Linked DNA regions of Mus musculus: region 2 is linked to region 1. A link is a loop called in an ENCODE intact Hi-C map of the cell type or tissue named here. Cell type or tissue: heart. All regions are shown on one strand. Links, peaks and the distances in the headings refer to the core of each region. The heading gives the core; the rest is flanking DNA.

What was found. A loop is a pair of places that touch in the nucleus more often than their neighbours do. Peaks named below come from ENCODE experiments on the same cell type or tissue, not always from the same donor. Only the 100,000 strongest peaks of a DNase experiment are listed, where the experiment ranks them.
Region 2: a loop joins it to region 1, with 1.9 times the contacts of the local background. A loop is called at or near these places in 1 of 42 quality-filtered maps.

Annotation. Positions count from the first base shown.
Region 1 is chr8:10,875,733-10,885,412 of GRCm38, reverse strand. B930025P03Rik (RIKEN cDNA B930025P03 gene) reads left to right here and starts at 2,959. Exons shown (of 6, transcript NR_040705.1): 1 at 2,959-3,001; 2 at 5,428-5,631; 3 at 6,326-6,410; 4 at 9,134-9,216. In heart, for the core only: a CTCF peak has its summit at 5,867 (motif pointing left); a DNase peak (open chromatin) is centred at 1,762; H3K27me3 peaks cover 2,776 bases.
Region 2 is chr8:10,952,934-10,962,613 of GRCm38, reverse strand. No RefSeq gene overlaps it. Among named protein-coding and RNA genes, the nearest start is that of 3930402G23Rik, 29 kb to the right of the region's middle. In heart, for the core only: a CTCF peak has its summit at 4,839; no DNase peak of the experiment used is centred there; H3K4me3 peaks cover 1,285 bases; H3K27ac peaks cover 4,914 bases.

The DNA of each region.
Region 1 (9,680 bases), core at 964-8,963:
ACAGATGCGAGTCAGGTGCCCAAACCCCTAACAGGTCTAGGTATCCACAGTACAGGGCAGGATGTGGCTGGCAGAAGAGATCCTAGACCACCATCTTTCTGGATCTCGTGTTCTTCCGAAGAGTAGGCTAACTCTTTGCTAATGCACAACGTGAGTGTCTAGTGCTCATATGTGAATATAATTGCCTGTCTAGTAGGGTAACTTACTAGAAGGTGATGTCATGGTCTCTCTCTTACATCATCTCTTACTCTGTATCTCATGCTATCCTTCCAAGTGCCTCCCAGGTCCCCACTTGCCTTTCTTATGAAGCTCTTCCTTAACCCAAGGGAAACACCTTTAGTGTTTACTATTTTCATTGGAGACAGCATCTAGGCTGTTCTGGAACTCACTATGTAGCTCCAGGTTGGCTTTGAGATCCCAGCAATCCTTTTGTCTCAGTTTACCAAATGCTGGCATCATAGGCATGAACCTCAATGCCCAGCTACACTTTGATCTTCAGAAAGCCTCTTTAATTATTATCTCAAAAACACATGGCTCTGTGGTGGATTTTCTTTTTCAGTTTCCTTTTTGAATTTATTTATTCAGGACCATAATTTCCTTGGGATGAAGAGGTTAGTTTATCTTTATGCAAGTCTGTTTTGAAGACAGAGCTTGTATGCATTGATAACTAATGACAACTGTAAATCATTATCCGTTCAGTTCCAGAGTCAGTGGCGAGAGTTTGGAGATATGGAAATGAAAGAAAGAATGACAGATGATGGTGGGACCCTGTACGCAGCCTTGAGACCCTCTGCAAGGCAATGAGATAGCTCAGACAGCCACAGAACACTGCAGAAGATGTGAGACCTGAAGACTGTGATGAGATCCACAGATAACTCTGGAACTCTCAATACAGCTGTGGGACCAGTAGATAGTCTTGAGATACTTCAGATGACCGTGGAACCAACCAACCAACAACCCTAAGACCTTGGGACCCTGAAGACAGTGATGAGACTCTGCAGATGGCCATGGGACCCTGTAGGAAGTCATAAGACCCTGCAGACAACCATGAGACTCTGCAAAAGGTCATCAGACTGTGGAGATGGCAATGAGGCCTTGCAAATGGTTGTGAGACCCTGCATATAGCCAAGAATCTCTGCAGAATGTCATGAGACCACCCTGCAAATGCCATGAGACTACCCTGCAGACGATCATGAGACCATCCTGAAGATGGTCATGAGACCATGCAGAAGCCATGAACTCTTGCAGTTGGTGATGGTGATAGTGATGGCCCTGGTTGACCATGCAGTTCATCATTGTACGGACATTGCCTATCGTACCCCTTATTCTTGCAGAAACCTTGGAAAACATGTGACAGTTCAATGGGGAATGCTGAAACACCTTGTCATCATGTCACCGAAGACACAGGATGACCATTCCCTATCCCAACCATTTGGTGCAGACATACAAGTATTCTCCACTGATTGCCTTAGTTCTCAAAATTAATATTCTATGATTATTTCAAGCATTTGTTCTCTGAAATATATGGAATATGATTAACATGATCCCTAATGTTTAGCTCTTCTTCAGTTCTTAGAAATACAATTTACCTGAAGGACTGGAAACACAACAGAGAGACCTCAAGGGTGTTGGGCTTCTGGTTGCAACTTTGTGCTGGCAAAGTTCACCCAGAATTCTGCTACTGCAAACACCTTGATATGCTGAATAAAAATAGAAGACGCCTCACTCCAAGGAAGGGACCAGATTCCAGAACCGAAGCCAGCCCTGTGGCAGTGAATGGGAGCAGCTGATTAGTGGAGGGCACTGGCGGTTGGAATCAGCGCCAGCCCAGACACACAAGGACAGAGGAAGAGCTGAACCTATTTGACCCGTCTTAACCCGAGATCTTGACCTGTCAGTATCCTCACAGAAAAGGCAGCAGCACGCTCTATCTGAGTTTCCTCTTAAAGGGACACAGCCAAAGAAGCAAGACAAATTACCCCTTTCTCAGGAAGACAGTGGAAGATTCTCTATGTTCTGGGAAGAAAACAGAGTCAGCCTAGAATGCTGATGCAGAGACACAGCGAGGGCATGCCAGTGCACTTTTGGACAAGTGCTAGTGTGCTGCAGGAAATGTTAGTTGATGGAAAGTCTGAAAACTTCATGAAGAAGAGGGGCCTGCTCCGTGGAGGGCCTGAGATGAAAGAAAGGCACTGAAGGAACAAAGTCAAATGTGTGCTGATTTAAATGAAGGCCGAGCATACGGAGCAGGAGCACGGGCCTCTTGGGACTAACCTGAGGCTGTAGAAGTTGTCGCAATGTCCTGGGTGTCTCTAAAGACTTATAAAGAGCGCATGCTTGTAAAGAAATGAACGAAAGAGAACAGGTGAGCAATTAAATGTATTCCATTAAGTGCATTATAAAGGAGTGGTGAAAACCATTGAGGTGAAATTCCAAGAGGAGAACAAGATCGATCACTCGGCACGCATATGGGGAAAACCAAGATAGATCACACGGCACATATGTGCACAGAACTTCAGAATAGCTGCTTCACCACCATGTCCAACAGCCATCTGACACATCAAAATAGCATCGATCTTATGGGCATGTGGGTGTACATGTGTGTGTACATACATGTATACATGACTGAGCTGTAGCCTCCACTCACTCATTTGTTGGTATACCAACCCTCTGTGCAACTGTATTGTATTTGGAGTTAGTTTGCAAAGAGATATCTAAGGTTAAACAAGGCCACAGGCTGGGCCTTTATCCAATATGACAAGTGTCCTTCTAAGAAGATTGGGAAACTGGCATGTTGGTACCAGGGAAGAGAGCATCTGAGGACAGAGAGAGAAGGCACCAGTTGCCATGGCAATAGTCCTCAGGGAAAACAAGACCGGACCTCTAGACATCCGGTTTTTGCATGCCTCCCATTTAGTTAACAGCAATCTGTTATGTACTCTCAGTGGCCACACACACACACACACACGCCATTCTAGAACAGATAAGGATGGTCGAGAAGGTGAGGAGACACGAATCAAGTGGGTAATGTGTGGCTGGAGGTGTCTGTAGTGGGGGTGGGGAGCTGAGCATGACTGAGGCAGAGGATATAGAGCCAACTGCAAGAAGCAGTGAGCCAGGGTCCAGCCTGGACAGCGCTTACTCGTCCACCTACCATGGCTCACACCTAACTACCTGTAGTGTTCACTCCTATGCCGACTGTATGCATGCATGAGGGGTGGGTATGAGGGGTGGGTATGAGGGGTGGGTATGAGAGGTGGGGATGAGAGGTGGGTATGAGGGGTGGAAATGAGGGGCAGGCTCTGCAGCAGCTAGCATGCTCACTTCTGTTCTCTGCTGTAATACCTTGTTTCTACTCAGGGTGTGAGTAGCTCTTGTATTGGACTTTAGTATAGTCAGGGTTGTTTATTTTTCTTCTTCCTTTTCTCCTTCATTTTGTTGTGTTTTTAATTAACTGATCATAATTGTGCACATCTGTGGGGTATAATACGATGTGTTGCAGAATGATTATGTCAGGTATATTAGCTTGTTTATTACTGTGAATTTGTCATTTCTCTGTTGGGAGGACATTTGTAAGCCCCTTGTTTAGGGCTTGGAAGATGCTTTGTAGGAAAGGGCATTGTGCGCTGCAAGATGAGGGTCTGGGCTCAAAAACCTTAGCACCCATTTAAAAGCTGTGTATGGCTGTGTGTGCCTGAACTCCAAAACTGGGAGGCAGGGATGGGCATGGCTGTATGTGCCTGAACCTCAATACTGAAAGTCAGGAACAGGTGTGGCTGTGTGTGCCTGAACCTCAATACTGGGAGGCAGGGATGGGTGTGGCTGTATGCACCTGAACCCCAATACTGGCAGGCAGGGATGGGTGTGGCTGCATGTGCCTGAACCCCAATACTGGGAGGTAGGGACAGGCATGGCTGTGTTTACTGAACTCCAGTATTGGGAGACAGAGACAGGCATGTCTGTGTGTGCCTGTGACCCCAATACTGAGAGCAGGGACAGGCACTCAAGAGCTTTCTGTACAGCCAACCTAGCTAGAACTTTTACATGCGTCTCTTCTCAGCTCACCGTTCTCAGGGTAACCCGAAGGGAGGCATAGATTTTACCGGCGGAATTTAACGTAGCACTATATCAAATGTGCTAGAATGTCCATTTCACATGTCACCTTCTATTTCCATCAAATGAGCAACCATATTGTCTCGGGGAGGGGTTGTCCTCCTCCAAGACTCCACTGATGTTTCAATCAGCCAGCAGACACATCCTAGCTACCATCTCTCCTTCGTCTATTGCTTCCCGGAGACTCGGGATGCGCACAGATAACTGTTGTCCTCCAGCTCACTGACCATGACATCACCAGGTAGGAAGATGCTCCCCTAGCTCCCAGATGGAGATATCCGGAGGCGTGGCTTGAAGTGCTCTGAAGCTGCCATCGGTTTTGTTTTAATCACCTCAGATTCTTTTCATGTGGAGATTGGATATGGAAGAGCCAACTTCATCTCTCCCTTCCTTTGGGGCCTCCCAAACTTTTGGTTCCTTGAAGCTGTAATTTGGGTACTGTCTGCCAACACGAAACATTAACCTCTGTCAGGGCCATCGCATCTCTGACTTATCCCCCCCCCCCACACACACACACACACACGTGATTTTTTTAATGCTGTTTTCGTTTTGCAGAACTTGGGAGAACACCTAAGCAAGGTAACTTACAAGCTGTGGGCTGGGCAGCTGTGCTGAGGGCAAGTGTGACAGGAGAGAAGCGGGGACTGGGCAGCTAGAATACTTCCGGTCCTGAATACTGAAGGTCAGCAGAACGCACACACGTCGGTGCTGTCTGAGTCCTGGGACCTCTGGGCACCATTTTGTTCTGGGAGGCTGCTTTTCTTTTGTGAGACCAGCACAGTTGAGAACACAGCGTGGAAAGACACACATTAGTAAGTGAGGTTTTCAGGGTTCAGTTCAGAGGCTGAAGTTTCAGGCAGAGCGTTGCTGGAAAGCCATTCAGTGCACGCATGGCTGAAGGAGAGAGAGGGTGGCTCTCTATCCCTAGAGACAGAGATCTCTGCAGAGACCTCTCACTTTCCACATTGTTTTTATGCATTTCTGAGGCTGCTCCATGCCAAAAGGGCTGGATCTAGGATGCGCTTGACTGTCTCCTGGCTTCAGTTTTCTGAGGAGGATAGACCTTGTTCCTCTCTGAGTAGGGTAGAGCACTCTTTACAGCTGGTGTTCCTTGGCGGCAGAAATGCTTGAGCAAGTTGGTCACAACACTGTCAGAACCGCTTTTGCCCTCCCCTGGCTGTGGTTGCCATTCAACAACAGAATAGGAAATTTTCCAAGTGGTTTTGTAACTCTAGCCGTACATGAGGCTGTTTGAGCCCCTTTAAATCACTTCTTCTAAAGTGACATGATTTCATTTATCTCATTTATACAAAGGTCACCGAGCACATAGCCAGCTAATGAATGGGAAAGTGTGAAGAACTTCAGACCGCACCAGAATGAAAAGGCACAGCCTGAGGATGGCAGGCAGGAATGTCAGGTTTTAGCAGAACTCCCGACAATCATTGTGTTCTGTTGGTCCCCATGCCCACCTGGTCCTGCCAAGCCTTCCCGTATCTGCAATGGGAATATCTGAACCAGGTAGGCAAACTGTGAGTTTGAGCATTCCTAGCTGTGTGTGCTTTCCTGCCTGGACTTCGGACTCCATGTAAACTGTGTGCTCCTATCTGTGTACAAAGGGCAACAGATTCTGGAAAACAAGTCAGACTTGCCCCTGTTTACCACAAACCGGCCAGCTAACAAGTGAAGGGTTGTGAAACTGGGTATTCCAGGTCACCTGTCTACATGCATCAGAGCAGTGGCCCTGTGGAGATGGAGCCATCTTCTGGGGAACAAGGAGCTGCTGGGCTGTGGGATATATTGTATATCACCTGCTCTGATGGTGTCACGAGCTTTTACGCTCAGGTCTCTCGCTATGAGAATGGAAAAATGACCTTAAAATGAAGTCTGCAGGTGAATGACTGGGTCAGTTTGCTGTTTCAGAGATTTCTCCGTTTTTTTCTTATCCATCGTAGTAGACACAAGCTGCCTTCAAAATTGTAGACATTGACTTGCTTGGCAAAGCTAGTACATTTGTATGTCTTTCAAAATCATCACATCGAAAGACTATTGATTGGCTCTGACGTCAGCTGTACCTGGGGGTGGCAAGCATTGTCTCACAACATCAGGGCTTTGGCCAAGGATGAAAGGGAAAAGACAGATCTTCAGCAGGGCACTACTGGGGTACTTTAAAATAAATACTTTAAAAAAAAATGTGTTGTTTTCCTTTTAGAAGAAAACTGGAAATCATTTCAAGGAAGTATGTATCAAGTGGAGGCAGATGCCAGAGTGTCAGAACACAGCTTACGACCCTGGTGCAGGTGTGTACCTCATCTGCAGGGCTTTCCTACCATGTCACCAGTGGGGAAGATGGAATGGTCACTAGGATCCATCTTATGTTTACACTGAGTGTATGACTCAGCCTGCAGATCGTCCAGTGACATGTTTTCTCAAACTTCAGGACAGTGGCAACAGGGGCAAGACACCTCTGCCTTGTGACGGATCTGGGGGAGCATTTCAAAACCGGCTGCAGGAGGCTCACCCAGCTGTGTGTGTTGGGGGGGGGGGGTAAGGCAGCCATGAGAACATTCTCCTCTGCAGGTTCACCTTTCTCTCCAGGCCTCTTCACTGCTTCTATCCAAGATGTGAGCACTCATTCCATCCGTCCTCTGCAAGCCAAGTTCTACTGCCTCTGGCTGGCTCGCAGTTAACAGCCCATGCTCCTGTGCACAGTAGTTACATTCTTTATAGGTACCTTGGACAGTGGGTTTGGTGACTCACAAACCACAGTTGCCAGGGCAAGTAAGCTCTTCTGAGATCAACACATTTCTACCAACTGCTAGCCAGGCTTGCGTGCATACTTCTGTTTAAGGGTCTCACATTATGTAGTCGATAATTGAGGCCCAAATAAAATGTCTTTAACATGTACACATTCTCTGGGGTTACTTCAAAGTCTTCTTGCTCTTGGAGAAATTGGGCTGCCCTCTGGTATCGTGTGTTTGGGAGCTGTTTTCAATTCCAAAAGCACAAAGAGGTGAACTATTACACTCCCCGAATAGAAGGTGCTTATGTTTGATACGAGAGAACTGAATTAGGCATTGTCTTGCTTGTGCTTGCTGGGAGCGTGGGCATCTAAGGAGCATCCATATTCAGTGGCTGGGCCCCTGTCCTTGAACTTTACAGGTAGCACTATCCTAAGCTCAAGGGTGACCTGTCTTCGGTCCTTTAGAATGGCCACTTGCCACCTGCCTTGCTATGTAGACAAGCTGCGAGCCTGAGTTTGTGACGAGTCTCACTCAGTCTCAGAAGCTGACCTCCACTCATTGCTTGAGACCGGTTGACCTAGAGTTTTCATGTCTGTAGACCCCTCTTCTGTTTTGGTGCTTACAGATGCTGTCTATCATCTTGCAGCCATAATTATCTCCATAGACCTGCTTCCGAGGCTTTGCCTGACTCCACAGTCCTGGGCACAAGCCAGTAAAGACCAGGATCTTGAAGTCTGCTATATCTTGGACTTTGTAGTTTTGGACATACAAATAAGTTTCAGAGGTTAGACAGCTTAGTACAGATAGAATGGAGGACCAGTTAACCTAGTTTTATAAAACTGGGGTCACAATCTTGTACTGGGTCATGTAGGAGCATCTGGGGGGCCATGAAAAAAATTGGGAACAGTAAAAGATTTCTAAATATGCAATGGCCAAGAGTTAATTCAAAACCATAATGTCTCTGAGGTGTTTCCATGACCTCATTGCAGCCTTGGTTCTGAATACACAGTGTGGGAACTTTGCTAATGAGTCAATGTCGGGAACCAAACTCTTACTGTGTTCCTACTGTCGCTCCTCAGCCTGCAAGCTTCAGATAAATCTGTCTTTGAATTTTATTGTTTGGTTTTTAATAATTATTGTTTGAGTCATTAACTTGAGCTTCATAAAATACACACACACACGCACACACACACACACACACACACAGAGAGAGAGAGAGAGAGAGAGAGAGAGAGATACATTCTAGCTTTAAATTAAGAGAAATTTCCCAACAACTATTGAAGAGATTCTAACCATACTTGGGCCATTTTTGGACTTTGTGCTTTGTAAAATAGTATTCTCAGCATGTATGGCTATAAAATCAAAATATCAACAGATTCTGGAAATTCTCGAAGATACTCTGTCCTGTGGCATAGTGTGTGAAGCCACAGTTTTTGCTTTTAATGCAAAAAACAAAGAAGCCCACCCATCATTTGGATGGATTAGAAATTTGCTTTTGTCTTTAATAATTGGTAATATTATAAGTACACTAAGGATTGTTTAAACATAAATTCCATCATGATTTATTATTGGTAAACATTTGATTTTCATATATATCCTAAATACCTGGAGGGGATTGGATGTTTGAGTTCTGTGTGGTGTCTCCCCCACATTCATACTCAAACTCAATCCCCACTGGGACATAATAGGGTTAGGGCATGAGTAAGTCAGACATTTCTTCCTCCTGTCCCCAGAGCCATGTGACGTCAAGGGGACATCTTGCCAGCAGAAGCTCAGTTCACCAGACCCCAAACTTTCTCACTCTGATACTGCATACCTCGTTTCCAGAATATTCCATGTGAAGCGCATTGTTCTTACGAAAGCTTCAGTTTGGAGTATTTCGGGGAATCACAGAGAGAGTCCCTTGTGACCTCCCAAGGCTCACATGGCCTCATGAGCATTAAAAACTCAAGGCTGACTTTTCCTGAACCTCCAAGGGGTACCCATGGCTGCTCTACCCTCAGTGATAGAAACAACCCTCTTGTCCCCAAGCGACAGTCAGTGACAGAGTGTCCACACTGACCAGTGGACCTCATGCTGTCCTTGGTAGTGAACCTTCAGGGCAGTCTGGCTCTCCTGGGACACCTGTGTGGCATCTGTGCTCCTCAGGGATTCCCACAACCTCAGCTCCTGTTCATCTTGAAGCAGGTGTTTCAACCCCAGAAAGCTGCATGCCTTCTATCACTATCTTCTTGGGATGAAAGGAAACGTGTTTTCTTGTCTTGCTTATTCTCTTTTAGAAAGACAAGCTCTCAGGTAAGCTGCAGTGACTCTCAGGAACGTCTCTCGGCTCCAGGCCTTCAGGGCCAGAACCTCTGAGAGAGTAAGTGTGCTCACAAAGACGGGTTCTAAAGTATTCCTTAGACTGATTTAGAGCAGATATCCCAGATACTGAAGTCCCAGGGGGAGGGGAGTTATAGATCTCTGATGTCAGGCAGGGAGAAGTGTAACAATCAGTATTTGTTTTACCAGTTCCTAAGAGGGGCCACATACCTGAATTAACATTGACAGAAGCTACCATGGTGTATATATAACCAGAGAAGGCCTGGAATAATGGGAGCAGGTCATACTGATGATTTCAAGAAACCAATGTCATTTTGTGTTAGGTGAAAGGCTGATATGGTACAGGAACACTTTCACACCTTTTAAAAGTGTAGCTGTACCTCAGGTGCTCTAATACCTCATAAACATAGTTCTCCATTCCCTCTCCCAGCATCCCCTGCACCTCCAGGAGGGAAGCATACAGAAGAGCCCTGCCTCAGCTCTCATCTCTCTCTCTGTACGCTA
Region 2 (9,680 bases), core at 495-8,494, 78 kb before region 1:
AGGGAAAAGTAGGTCTTACACAGGTGAAGTAACAGATGTGACATGGATGTACGAGAGAAGTTCCTGGGAGGAGGAGGGGACCAGCCGAGGTGGCAGAAGGGAGATCATCAAGAAAAATAAAACATGTGTGAAAATGCCACAAAGCAAACACCACTGTGTGTGGTGACTTAAAAGGCCCAATTTCTAAAGCAAGGCAGGAGCTATATCCCATAGTTTTGTCCTTTCTATAACTCCGGCTGAATGCAGCAACACAGTTATGGGACAAGGAGCCTGCTTTACTTATGTTATGCACCAGGAGGAGAGTTATGGCTGTCCCTTCCCACCAAGCGTTCTTCACTCTCTCTGCTGGCCTGGAGCCCTTTTCCATTAATCAGCCCAGTCCGCATCTGTTCCCGAGACCTGCAGAGGCCCAGCGGAATTCCAAGAATTCCTTTAAAGAGAGAACATGAGATTTCCTGGTAGGACTCACAGGGGCCCTGCATAGCCAGCCAGGATTGAGTTAGGAGGAGCTGCGTGCTCAGGATTCAAAGGGCATTCTTGCGCCTTACCTGGTAGTTATAACTTGGCTTTTCCAGTGGGCGTGTACTAAGTGGTGTATGACTTCTTAAGAAAAGGTTTAGCCTTCAGAGTAAAGTTAATTTTCTCTGGTAGTAAAAACAAAATGTCAGAGTCTCTGAGTATTAGCAGCTGTCCACTCTGTTGCTGCTTCTTCCTTCCGGAGCCGGGTTTCTCCGACGCTCCTGTCAACTAGGTTGCCGGATAACCTAGCAGCAGAGCTTTCTCTGGGTCCGTCTCTCAGGTGGCCTCATCCAAGAGAGGCCCCTAGGTGAGGAGATGCAGGACTGGGTCTCTATGTGGCCAGCTTCGGTGTCTGCGTGCCTTCAACCATATCCACAGGGAGAGAGCAGCCCTATCTCTAGCACCTTGCCCCTGCCTGCCTGGCTGCAAGTAATTAAATGTGTCCAGAAGCTTGGAGCCCCCCACAGGGCAAAGGTAGCTCTGACTTTTGAATGTGCCTCCCACTCCTGCATTGGTCATAACCTTATAGATTTTTCCTGGGACCCTCACTCCCATCTGTTGCTTCCCCTAAATGTTTGGAGGCCTACCAGCCCTTGAAGCTACAATTGCTGGACTCAGGTATGGCCCCCATTAGCGCACACATCCCTTTCTTTGTGTGGCTTCTCATTCTTCATTCTGTCCAAGGCAACGAAGCAGAACCTCTCACTTTCAGAGATTGCCCAGCGAATGTCCTCTGCGCACAGCCACGACTGTATTACTATTTTCAGAAACTGTGTTGTGGATTGATTGAATTGTCTTCTCAAAGTTCATGTGCTGAATTGAAGTGACCCCCCTACCCCTGCCCCCAGTACTGTATTTAGGAGACAGGATCTTCGGGGTTAAAGAGCCTTGCCTGGATGCTAATTCAATATGAAGGGAGCCCTTACTGAGAGGGAAGTTTTTACGCATGCAGATGTACAGAGGGAAGACAAAAGGAAGGGAGACAGCCAGTGATAGATTCTCAGTGCTCAGAAGGAGACAGAACTCCAGACAACCACCCCAAGCTTAGATGTAGGCAGATCCTTGAGTTGTAGAACCCAAGCTGTAGCAGTACTTTTGGTGGCTTCTAAAGTTATTGCAAAGAGTGCAATAAACCCAGCGATAAATAGCACAGTAGCCCTGTGCGATCTGCCCTTAAAAGCAAAATGCTTTGACTAGCATCTGCGTTATCCTCCCTCGCCCCCCCCCCCGCCCCAGTTAATGGGACCTACAGATCTGGGGCTGGGGTCTGACCCTGCCCTGGATGGGCTCAGCACCACCATCACCAAGACACCAGGGCCTCTTGGGTTTTGCTCTCATGGTGTGTGACTTTCTTCCTGTTTGGCTCCCTGGAATACCAACTGGCTGGATCCCAGCCCTGCACGGCCCCACTGTGAATTGTTCTTGTGTCTCAAATGTCAGCAGCATCATCACCACAACGTAAGCTCTCTCCAAGTCAGGGGGCCCGGTATGAAGTGGCGTGGCTCTCCAGTCTCCAAAAGCCCAAAGTGTGCCACCTAGGAGAAGGTGATCTCCAAGGCGAGCCACTGCCTCGGATCGGAAGCGCACACGCCTGCTGTTACTTCTGGCAGCAGAGGAGTGTGATCCGAACAAAGGCAGCCTGGTGCTGTGTGCAGCAGTCCTTTTATGAATAGATCTCTGTTCATAGTGCACAGCCGAGTGTGGCTTCAGCGCCAGCCCGGCTCCTTGTCCTGTGGGTCAGGGGTGGTGGCAGCAGATCGGTGGGGGTTGGGTCTGAAGGTCTCTGTGAGAATGCGGCACTGCAGCCTCTTTCCTGCTCTAACCCCGCAGTAGGTAACTAAGGGTTTTTCATTTGGTGCCCTTGTTGGTGGCTACTGACCCTGTACCATAGCAATGGCTTCCTCTTCTAACCCACCCAGTGGTCTTTGGGAGTGAGTTTTCCTGAGCTACTATTTCTTTTATTTGATATGCATTGCTTTTCCGGAGGTTGACCTGACGTGTATACAGATTACCATATTAATTTATTAGGGAAGCCACAATAGGTGTTTAGTGTTTCTAAATGAAATGATAGAGTTTCCCACCAGTGTTATAGAAAGTAAAAGGTCTAGCCTCAGGTTTGCAATCCCAAGTGCTCTGGAAGCCGAAGTAGATGATAAGTCAAAAGTTTAAGATCCACAGCCATAGAGATGACTCAGCGGTTAAGAGCAATTGCCTTCTCTTCCAAGAGACTTGAGTTTGATTCTCAACACCCAAATGGAGTCTGGACCATCCGTAACTCCAGTCCCAGGAAATCTGACATTCTCTCTGGCTTCTGTAGGCACCAAGCACACACACATGGTAACATGGTACACATAGGTACTATAGGCAGGTAAAAAAAAATCATTCACATAAAATACAGATAAATAAATCTCTTTTTTCTTTATTCATTGTTTGAGTCCAGCCTGGGCTCAGTGAGACCCTGCTTCTAAGGAAAAGAGGGCTGGACTTTATTACAGTGTTGGAGCCCTTGCTGAGCACATACAGGGTAAGATCGTTTACTTCAGATCTTCAGGCCAGGGACTGTGCTAATCCCCTCCTCTGAGTTGCTCCTCTTGTGTATCTGTGGGACTCTGTCTGGAACGGTTTGTAAATATCCGGAGGCTGCACGATAAACGGCGTTGCCATGTGACTTCCAATTTAGAAGTGTTACAGCCTAAGAATTTGGAGCCCCCACCCCCACAACACCCCACTTTTTCTGAAAACCAGCCTGGCTTTATCGTGCATACCCTTCACTTATGCAATTGTACTTTCTCACTAGCTCAGGTGAGAAACTGAGGCCACCCCAGACCTCAGTGGGCAGAGAGGCAAGGCAGAAGGAGAGAGAGGGCTGCAAGGACTGGGACTGCCTGGTGGAGGGTTGTAAATGCTGCAGGAGACGTCACCCATGGTCTAAGTGGCATGTCTTTACCCACCAATGCTCTTCACCTTGCTCAACCTGTACCCACAGGATTTAAGAACAGGCAGGATTCACATCCTTGTGGCCAGTTGACAGTTTTTATAGGAGACAGAGTTCCAGTGGAGGGACACGTGGGTTTGTCTGAGGCCACACGGATGCTGTGGCCTTGGATGTTACCAGCAGAAGCCAAATGCCAACAGTATTTGTGGTGGGTAAGCATTACTGTCCCTGCCAGTTAGAATAGTATTGCTGTGCGAAAGACACTTTCTGTCCTTATCACTCCACCCTTAAGGGCCTAGGGCAGACCTGGAAGTGTGTGTCCTGAAAGCACCCAGGGACAAACGTCTTTTGTCTTCATGGTCACTTTAAAATGAGTTTAACATTCACTGGAGTATACAAATACCCTCAGCCCTTGAACCATGAAGCTGCAGTAGGAATGGCATTTGCTTGTCTTTTGCTACCTGCATCTAATGACCGTAAAGGATTATGGCAAAGAAGATGAGGATCTACAGGAAAATGGAGTTTGCAGAATTCTCATGTGTCTTCTCTCCAGGACACAGGCTTTTGCATCATCAGGAGGGGAGCCATGCTGACATGGTATGAATTCAGGGCATGTTAACAAAATCCTCACTCAACAGCTCTTGGGGTGATCCTAAAGGCCACTAGGTTCCACAATACAGTCATAATACAGGCATGGATCCAAAGAGGTCAATTCAACAGTGCAAAGCTTGTTCAGCCCGATTCTGGGAGAAGGCTCAGAGGTCCCGAGAGTCACGGTGGGTACTCTCATGTGCAGAGTCAGTGCCTATGGATCCAGATGACTATGGTCTGAAGAGAGTCTGAAAAACTGGATTATTAACACACAGTAAAACCCAGATTCAGAGCATGCAGCCTAGCTCACTTACACAGCACGGGGACATCCTTAGTCTCACAGGGTGACACAGGTTCCTAAATGCCTGGGGTCTTTAGAGCCACACCCAGCAATCAGCAGGGTTTGAAGGTGATGTAGACAGCCCACGAGGACATCACATATAGTGCTCAGAGTAGCAAGAAGAACCCATCATCCCTGTTCCTTCTGCATCTTCCTTGCAGGGTTCAAGAACCTGAGGAATTCTCCGAGTGGAGATGGGGAACTGCCTTCCATTCGCTCTACCTCGTGTGTCGATAAAATGACCCATTTATGGTTTTAAAATTCAGATTTCATCTACACAAACACTGCTCTGTGGCCGTCTAAAAGTGTTCTAAGGACAAAGCCGCTGCTTTCTAGCTATACATAGGCACTCATTGTTTTATTTGTTTTTCCAAGCTGATGGAAATTGTTTCCCAGATGACGTGGGAGCTGGTGTACTGCAGAATGGAGCAGGCCCTCTAGGAGTCGTGCCCTGGCTCACAGGATGCAGAGCTTTGAAAGGCCGCTGTAGACTGGTGGCTGTTCTGTCTACCCTGCAGTAGCCTGGGCTGAATCTCAAACATCCCTTCTTGTCTTCTGTCCAGGCCTGCTAATCTCTCCCAAAGTGTTAGCTGATAATAGACGTGTGAGGACTCCCAGGAGGATTGGATTTCCAAAAGGGCCTCTGAGATAGAAAAAAAAATGCTCCCATGAAAGGAGCTGGAGGAGGGAGGGAGGTTGTTATCTTTTAACCTGCTCACATGCTGAGTTTCAGTCCATTTCATCCCCATCTAGTTAGAGCGCCCCCCCCCCCCCAAGCCTGCAGCTGTGGACTCTGTTGCTCCCTCCCTCATCCTCAGGGCTCTCAGTACTATTCCTTCCCTGGGACGTACAGAGTCCATCTCGGTAATTCCAGCCTGAAATCTGGCTTATCCACTTGTGTCTTGGCTACACAAGACTTGATTTCATCTAAAACAGAATCTTGGAGCCGGACTGACGCTGCTTGCTGCCCTGATAAGGCCAGGCGTGGGAAAGACAACTGTGGGCTCCATGACTGGACATGTGGGCAGACTGTGCTTTCAGAGGCAGAAGGCTGTATCTTACACTTTGAGCTTAAAATACTATTACAACACCTGTCACCTGTTTGCACAGGTATCTGGACATGCTTTGGGGTGGGGCCACCGGCAGGCATACCAATCTCTCCTCCCAGTGGGTTTATTCTGCTGGAATCTGCGTCAGTGGTACCTATGTCAATCTTTCCGATCTGTTCTAATTTCGCAAGGATTGTAATCACATTGATTGATCATTCAAATGTTTCTGGGATTGTTTCTCAAATCATCCGATCACTGCACACTGCACTTGCACCTAGGAATATAGACAGAGTAGCTCCAGTCAGGGAGGTTTCTCTTCCCTGTCTTGTCTTATTTCAGTATTTATGACATCTCAGTCAGGATGTCAGCACACCGTGCAGGGAGCAGGCTCTGTACAGGGTCCTTTTGCGTTCAGGGTGGTGATGTCTGGCTTGGACTTGACCAACACCACAGGTAACACAGATGACAACAGTGTTCTCTCAAAGGAAGCTTTGCCCTGTGTTTTAGCTAAAGAAGATAGCTAAATGCCCCATGGGTAGGACTACAGACTACCCCAAGAGAGGGACATACAGCAGCTAAAGTCAGTAGTTCCCGCTAGTTCTTGGTAGCCAACCTTATCCCTAGGGGAAGTCTGTTTGGTAGGAAGCAAACATAGTATTAGTCTTCTTGAACTTGTAAAACATTGGTGAATGATTAATGGTTACTAGGTTTTCCTTCATAGTCATCTTCAGCAACAGCATCGTTACCATCATCACCACCAATGTTATTAACATGTCATCATCATCCTTGCTATCCTTATCATTATGATCATCACCACTACCGCCACCACCATCACCACCTTCATCATCACCACCATCACCTTTATCATCACCATCATCACCACTACCACCACCACCATCACCTTCATCATCACCATTATCACCTTCATCATCACCATTATCACCACCACCACCACCATCAATCTGTAGTGCTAGGGATTGAACTGGCCTGATATTTCTTTTATTAATTATCGATGGATGGATTTTGACTCAGGGTCTTGTAAGCCAGACCAGCCTCTAACTCTTGACCTGCTTCTGACTCCTGGTATCCAACAAGGGGTGGCATTTCTTCTCTTCCCAGTTTTATTTCTTCTCTCTCTTTCCTCTGAAGAATACGTTGTGCTGCAGGTTAGGAAATTACTATTTCCCAGAAGCAAAAAGGACGTACCTGTTTGGTGCCATGTTTTACTGTTGGTAAAGGGAAGGCAGGGGTGGTCTATGGGAGTTTAGGGGTCACACCCCAAGTTGCCTGCCCATTTTTGAAAACCTTCTGGGAAACCCTTCTAGGACCCCAACTCACCTATTCCTGGACCATTGTCTTCTAAGCCAACTTTGAGGAACATGTTCATTTCCCAATGGATATTAGGCTTCTGATTTAAAAAACATTTTTAATGAGCAGTTAAACACACACAAGAGCAAATAGCAAAGTATAAAGAGACATGCCATTACCCACTATTGGCAATAACAAGCTCTCTGCCAGTCCCATTTGGCATGCTATCTCTCACCCAGGGTTAGAGTAGATAACTGAGGTGTCTGGGAGAAGAGGCCAGTCTTGTTGTTGTTGTTGTTGTGTGTGTGTGTGTGTGTGTGTGTGAGAGAGAGAGAGAGAGAGAGAGAGAGAGAGAGAGAGAGAGAGAGTCCTGTAGGAAAACTTGCTTTGCTAACCAGTAGGACTTCATGTAGCTCCTCAAAGCAGTACCATCTGCAGTATGTCCCCCAAATCCCACTCTGTCCTGCTTTTAAGCTGAATGACTTCATGTGTGTATTGGCAAGATGTCAGATGTCTTTATGCACACAGAAAAAACGTAGCCCATTCTCTGAAAGTCAGCATCTCCAGACGACTGTCACTGTAGGATAAATGGTAACTATTCAAGAGTGGTTGGTAGTCACAGCTGGTCACCTTGGGGTCACCCAGCCAATTATTTTAGGTTGTAATTTACTCTCCTTTCCTCCTTCTCTCTTTTGGTTTGAGACTAGGTTTCCCCATGCAGCTCAGGATGGCCTTGAACTTAAGATCCTCTGCCTCTGTATTGCACGTGCTAGGACTACAGGTTGGTTCCTGAAGCCTAGTCCATTCACTGATTTATTAAGCACATATTGAGCAGTATACCCTATCAGGTATTGTGGAGGGCACAAGGCCAGTGCGTCCTTCTCTCCCAGACTGTGGAGAATGAGGCAGGTCACCTGATGGTGTGTGATGGTTCCTTTTAAACACTGGCATGTGACAATTTACAATTACCTGAGCGAGCTGTGAGCTCACCTGAGGGATCACCTTGAGTGTTCTCATTGATGTGAGAGCTACTCATCTGTTGTAGCTACTTCTCTAATGCTATGATGAAACACCATGACTAAGGCAATTTATAGACAAGGGTTTATTTGGGCTTACAGTTCTAGAGGAATAAAAGTCCATTATCATGAAGGCAGGGAAACCTGGTAGCAGGCAGTAGGAGCATCCATGAGCCAATTGCTCACATCTGGAACAACCGACAGATAACACTGACGGACAATCTGGGAATGGCGTGTGGGTTTTAAAACCCCAGAGCCAGCTTCCAATAGCAGGCTTCTCCTAGGAAGGCCACAAATCCTGAACTTAGACTCACTCATATATCTTGAAGAGCAGCTAGTGTTCTTTAACCACTGAGCCATCACTCCAGCCCCTTAAAAATACACATCTTTAAGACTTTGAAAGGCAGTGGTGACATAAGCCTCTAATCACAGCACTTGGGAGGCAGAGGCAGGCAGATTTCTGAATTCTGAGGCCAGCCTGGTCTACAGAGTGAGTTCTAGGACAGCCAGGGCTATACAGAGAAACCCTGTCCACAAACAAACAAACAAACAAACAAGACTTCAAATGGCAGAATTCTTGTGTTTCAAGGCCTCTACAGGTGTCTGAGGCAATGATTCTTTTTAAAACCTTATCAATTAGAGATTTTGAGGTAGGAAGTTTCCAAACTCAGATATTCTGTTACGGAAGGAAGAGGAGATCAAGTGTAACATAATGTTTGCCATTCTGCACTGAGAGAGTCAGAGAAAGCATGACCTGATGTCGTTGGGGTAAGCTCTCTGCTAGATACCTGAAAACAGAACCTGCAGAATTCAGCCAAGATGAGGTGTAGGGCAACTGAGGCAGGCAGTCGAGAAAACACAAGGTCTCTAATGAGCCTGTGCTGACAGCAAGCTCCCAGCAGAGGCGTGGAGGGCAGTTCTGGAAGACTGCTGGAAGCCAAACTCCTGCTAGGTCCCAGGCACACAGCCAACCTCTTCCGGCTATGTTTCCTCATCTGTGAAATGGGGTGTGTGGCCTGCCGCGCTTCCCGGTGCGCAAGGCTCTGGCATGAATGCCTGGCACGTTGCCAGCAGCGTGCATTTGCTGTTATTTTTATACAAGTGAATTTGATAACAAGCTAATTACTGAGAGTCAGCTTCCTGTGAAATCTTACTTGTCAAGTTCTGCCCTTGATTCCGTTTATTCATTTACTCAGGATAAAATACACATTCTAACTAGCTGTTTCTCCTTCAGGTGTTCATGAATATTCATCGAGAGCCTGTGACCTAAGGACAGGGGCTGGTGCTGAGTGGCTTATGTGCCACCTGCAGAGAAGCCACCCTGCCTTGCTCTGTAGGAGTGTGTGGTGTGGTGTGGTGTGGTGTGGTGTGGTGTAGTGTGTGTGTGTGTGTGTGTGTGTGTGTGTGTGTGTGTGTGTGTGGTGTGGTGTGGTGCATGTTGTATATGTGGTATGTGTGTGTGTGGTGTGTGTATGGTGTGTGTGTGGTATATGTTGTGTGTGTGCATGTAGATATGTGTGTGTATGTGTGTGTGCAAATGTGTGTGTGGTATGTTGTATTATCTTGAACATCATTCTCACCAACCAAGGATGGAAGAGTAGCTATATACCAGTGAGAAGAAACCTGCTGTGAAACAGAGAGGCCCAGGACTCACTTCCTGTGCTTCTGCTGGCTGCACAGGATTCAGTAGCTGACACTCACTGGCCTCTGTGAGTGGCTTCCGTGTGGGAAGGATGCTACAGTCCACCAGCATGGCTCCCATGATACTCTCTTCCCAGGGCCCACAGCACATGCTGACGTGAATGTTGTCTTTATACTAAATTCCCTATTTTCTTAAAACCGTGCAGTTTCCATTCACATCCCAAGGGGAGCACTGGCTCCTCTTCAGGCTCTAAGGAGGGTTTCTGTGGCAGCTGCCAGGC